2 separate regions of the Homo sapiens genome follow, and region 1 is linked to region 2. Evidence: read pairs that join two places in POLR2A ChIA-PET (ENCODE). Cell type or tissue: PC-3. All regions are shown on one strand.

The links. ChIA-PET counts read pairs that join two places held together with the same protein. Peaks named below come from ENCODE experiments on the same cell type or tissue, not always from the same donor. Only the 100,000 strongest peaks of a DNase experiment are listed, where the experiment ranks them.
Region 1: POLR2A ChIA-PET joins it to region 2 with 7 read pairs; 2 of 35 experiments call an interaction of 5 or more read pairs at or near these places.

Annotation. Positions count from the first base shown.
Region 1 is chr5:66,877,567-66,880,066 of GRCh38, forward strand. All of the region lies in intron 3 of MAST4 (microtubule associated serine/threonine kinase family member 4), which reads left to right. Among named protein-coding and RNA genes, the nearest start is that of MAST4-AS1, 130 kb to the right of the region's middle. In PC-3, no CTCF peak of the experiment used is centred here; no DNase peak of the experiment used is centred here; H3K27ac peaks cover 659 bases.
Region 2 is chr5:67,181,773-67,184,272 of GRCh38, forward strand. CD180 (CD180 molecule) reads right to left here. Exons shown (of 3, transcript NM_005582.3): 3 at 1-2,500. The coding sequence ends at 1,085. Among named protein-coding and RNA genes, the nearest start is that of CD180, 14 kb to the right of the region's middle. In PC-3, no CTCF peak of the experiment used is centred here; no DNase peak of the experiment used is centred here.

The DNA of each region.
Region 1 (2,500 bases), 300 kb before region 2:
GACGAGAGGTAGAAATGCCTTCCACAGATGGTACCACCGGCACGGGCCTGGCATTCGCAACTGCTTCCTCTTTGTGGAGGCTGACCATTTTCTTTCAGTGTGTGCACATGTATATAAAACTTCTTATTGAAATATAATATGGACTCCTTAGTGTACAGCTTGATGAATTTCCACAAACCGAACAAGATCAAGCAACACAGAACAAGATGGACAGCCCTGAAAAACTAAGGAAAACAAAAACCTCTGTCATTTGTACTAGGTACTAAATTATGATGCTGGAAAACAACGTCATGAAAAACATAAGCCTTTAAAAGCAAAAACAATAGAAATGTAAAACTTTCTGAAATTGCTAGAGGTATCAGGCGTTCCTAAGGCATAGAAAAAGCCCTCTACCTTTTCATTGATTTTTTTACTACAGTCAGTTGCTTCTGTTATGACTGGCCGGGAGGCATGGATGACTCATGAAGGAAAGTGGAAAAATCTCTCAATGAATTTAAAGGCAGCCTCCTGTTATCAAAGGATAAAGCAGTTTGAGCTGCAAGCATTAGTTAGACATAAATAAATAGATAAATACCTATCATGATTGGATCATAAGGAAGACCTTGCAGTGGCCAGATAAATGAATTTTCTTCTCTCCTGGTCATTGTTTAACTCTGTGGGACAACTGTCTTAGATGTTCAATGTCAATTCCTGTGGGCCACGTTTGCCAGTTTGCAGGACAAAGCTATGACAGCGTGTATCACACTAAAAGGATAATGTTTTCCCATATTTCAAATGGCCAATTCTGTGTCCAGAAAAAGTATCATGTTGTGTTTTGGGGCTACTCTTAACACATCTTCTACCTACCTGGCAAATTTGTACACAACAATTCAGCACCTTTGGGCAGTGAGGTTAAATAACTCACACAAGATCCCAGAGCTAGTAAAAGGTGAAGCCAGGATTCAGACCAGTTAATCTCTGTACTTTGCCATCATAGCCTAGTCCTTGCCACCAACATCTAGGAAGGGCTTGGCCTCTTTCCTGGGGCATGGACTGTGCTGGGCAATGCAAGATTTCTCAGGGTTCAAGAGGAAGGCAACCACTATACCTTCTTTTTTTCTCTTTTAGCCTCAAGTAATCGTGATGTTCTTTTTACCTAAATGTCAGAGAACTCTTTTGGCCTAGATACCACTCTTCTGGCCCCTGGCTCCTATGGACCTAGGTAAAGCTGCAAAGCTGATGGAAGAGTGTTCATTCTCCTTATGGTTCCTAGCCCAGTTTACAAGGATTTTTTGTCTCCGTTGGCTTTAAGAAGAACTGCAGACCCCTAACAATTCTATTGAAAAATGGGCAAAGGAAACAAATGAACAGTTCACAGAAAAGCAAATATGAATAAATGGCTCATACGCATAGGAAATGATTCTCAACTACCCTTATAAGAAAAGTACAATGGGCCGGGCGTGGTGGCTCACGCCTGTAATCCCAGCACTTTGGGAGGCCAAGGCTGGCAGATCACGAGGTCAGGAGATGGCGACCATCCTGGCCAACATGGTGAAACCCTGTCTCTACTAAAAATACAAAAAATTAGCTGGGCGTGGTGGCGGGTGCCTGTAGTTCCAGCTACTCGGGAGGCTGAGGCAGGAGAATGGCGTGGACCCGGGAGGCGGAGCTTGCAGTGAGCCGAGATTGCGCTACTGCACTCCAGCCTGGGTGACAGAGCAAGACTCCGTCTCAAAAAAAAAGTACAAATTAAAAATTGTACTGATATATATATATATATTTTATGTGTTTAAAATATATACACACACACACACACATATATATATATATATATACATACACAAATTACCTATTGGGTTGGCAAAAATCTAAACCTGGGAGTATTTCTGGTTTCTAAAACTGGAAATCTAAAACTAAAAGTATTTTGCAGCTATGCTTTCTGGGAAAATAGCTTGCTTTCTTTGTTTTGTTTTGTTTTTTGAGACAAAGTCTCACTCTCTCACCAAGCCTAGAGTGCAATGGTGCCATCACTCACGGCTCACTGTAGCCTTGACCTCCCCAGGCTCAGGTGATCCTCCCAAGTCAGCCTTCTGAGTAGCTAGGACAACAGGCACACATCACCACGCCCAGATAATTTTTGTATTTTTTGTAGAGATGGGATTTCGCGATGACGCCCAGGCTGGTCTCAAACTCCTGGGTTGAATCAATTCACCAGCCTTGGCCTCCCAAAGTTCTGGGATTACAGGCATGAGACACTGGTCTGGGAAATAGCTTTCTTACTTATAATTCTGGTGGGAGTGTAGGTTAGAACAACTTCTGCAGATGGCAAATTGTCAATGTTAATCAAAATACATGTACCTTTTGACCCACCAGTTCTTCTTTGGGGAGTAAAGCCATCAGATAGACCAGTGTACATGCTGAATGAGTCCTGGAAAAGATTATTTATTATAGCATCCTTTTTAATAGCAAAAGATTGGAAACAACCCAAACATCTTTTAGTAGTTAAGTGGATAAACAAATT
Region 2 (2,500 bases):
AGTGGTTCAGGCCCCTGTCCATGGCTGGTGTGACCTTTGGTGACATCCCCAGCCTCAACAGAAACCACTTCTCACTAAGCCAGCTTTACTGTGTTCCCAACAGCTAGCATGCAGGGATGCCTTCTTCCTCATTTTCACGTAAATGTGCTAATTCAAATGCTCTCCGAAGCAAATAGGCTTTTAAGGGCAAGCCTGAGAACCAAACCACGATTTATTTCACAGTTCTTCTGGAAAAGAGACTTCTAAGAACCGGATGCCCAAATGAGAAGAGCATTTTGGGTCACAGCCCACCTGCAAGTTAGGATCTGTAACATAAGAGCCAGAACACCAGATAGGCAGAGAGAGCCTGCCTGGTTTCTGAACTGAGTGAGGCAAATGTGGAAGAAATTCTAAACCTTGGGGGTGGGTTCTATTTTTTATAGCCATTCACACCCTAGGGGCATTACAGAGACCTTACAGACCTAAGGATTAAGAAGATTAATGGAGTCGATTTGATACCAAGTTTCATTTCTCAGCCTTTTCTTTTAAATTTATTATGCTTTTCTTTTCTTTTTTCATTTAAAATAAGGATTGAGACTTTGTCCCCAAGTAAGTTTCTCAAATGGCTACATTACTGAGAACCCAGACCCAAGCACAATGCTGTAGTGGGGGTGGGTAGTGGGCTGGCTTCAGCTCTGACAAATTGTGGGGGCTGATGATCTCCTTTCAGGGGCGGGGTGTGTGGTGCTGGGAGGGATGTCGGTGAGTAGAAGGGGAATGGCCTCCCTGTGGGAGACTCCGGGGCCGGCAGTCCCTGCCCAGTCCCTCCCTCTGCTTCCTCCCACTCTTCCACATGCGGAAAGGGCTCTGTGCCTCTCACAGCAGCATCTGACCCTCTGGACTGAGTCATTCGGTGTACTTGCCTAGAAGGTTCTTTAGCTCTGGGACTCACAGGAGTAAGAAGCTCAGAAAAGCACAGTGAGTCCCTGCCCAGTTCCAGGAAGCAATCTGAAAAGTCTGGTCTGGTCACCAGCAGATGACAGTTCTTTCACTTAGAGCAATTTTGCTAAGCACACTTATTTGCTTTCTCTGGAAACCTTCAGCACTAAATGTGTTGGTATTTCCACCTGAGAAGGTATTTAACTGCAAAAAATAGCAGAATAGCCAACAATAATAGAAATACTATGAGAAAGAAAATGCCTATGGCTGTAATCCCACAGGAAAGCTTGACATCAGATAGCTTAACTCCCCTTAGAGATGGCGGGTTTGCACACGTGGTCTCCTCCGAGCCTTCAAGTTTGTGCAGGTTTTCTTTGTACCATGTTAAGAAATGAATATTCGAGCAAGTGCAGTCCAGGGGGTTATGACTTAAATTAATGGTGCTCTGCTGGGACAAGATAGGGAGGAGACGGGGTGAGATGATGTTAATGCTGTTGGCAGCCAGATTGAGGTAGATTCCCTTAAGATGGCTAAGAGAATCAATGCTGTCGCATGTCAGGCTGTTGTGGCTTAAGTCTACATGGCTCATTTTTCCCAAGCTGTGGAATGCTTGCTGGTCTATAGAGAGGAGACCACAAGAGGACAAAATCAGAACCTCCAAGCTGCCCACGGTCTGAAGTAGGTTGGTCTTCGTGATAGTCCCATCTTGAAAGTGATTCCCTTTTAAGTTGAGATGCCGGAGAACTGGTAGGCCTGCTAGAAGATGCTGATTGCTGGTATCAAGGAAGCAGTAAGTGAGATTCAGAACCTGAAGGAAATGGAGGTTTTGGAAGGGACTTTGTGGAGCATTAATGTGTAAGCGGGTAAATGCCAAATCGAGGAGTTCTAGCTGAGGACATTCTTTGAATGCCTGACTCTGGAGACCAAGAGGCTCATTGTGGCTCAGGTTTAAGGTTTGCAAGTGGGACAGGTTTTTGAGTTGCAGACTGCAGCAGTCAGAAGCCTCTATGTCATTATGGCTTAAATCAAGTGTCTGAAGGTTTCCTAGTTTCTCCAAGCAGCCAACACCAAGGTGAAGTTTCTTCACGTTGCCTCTGATGTAGAGGTGTGTAAGGGAGGGGAAATTGGCAGCACTGATTTGACACAATTGATCGAAATGATTTACACTGAGAACTAATTTCTTGAGCAAGTTCAGACCCTTCATCCCAGAGGGTAACCCTTTCAAGTGAGTTGCTGTCAGATCCAATTCTTGGAGTTGGGTGAAGCACTGAAATGTGGTGGATGAGATGTCAGAGAAGCGGTGTTCCTGCAGGTTGAGGCTCTCAACAGACATTTCACAGAGTCCCTTGAGCATGGCTGAACTAATATCTTCGTCATCAATGTCCTCAAATGTTCCCAGCCAGAGAGACTGAGTAGTAGAGTTCTGCAGACCATTGAATATAACAGACAAATTTGGAGTTCCTCCAAAGTTCAAACTTTGGAAGATCGTTGAATCAAAAGCCCCAAGCTCAATACCTTTAACATTATTGCCATTGAAGTTCAGGCTTAGGTTGATGGCCTGCTCCAGAGACCTCATGTCTTC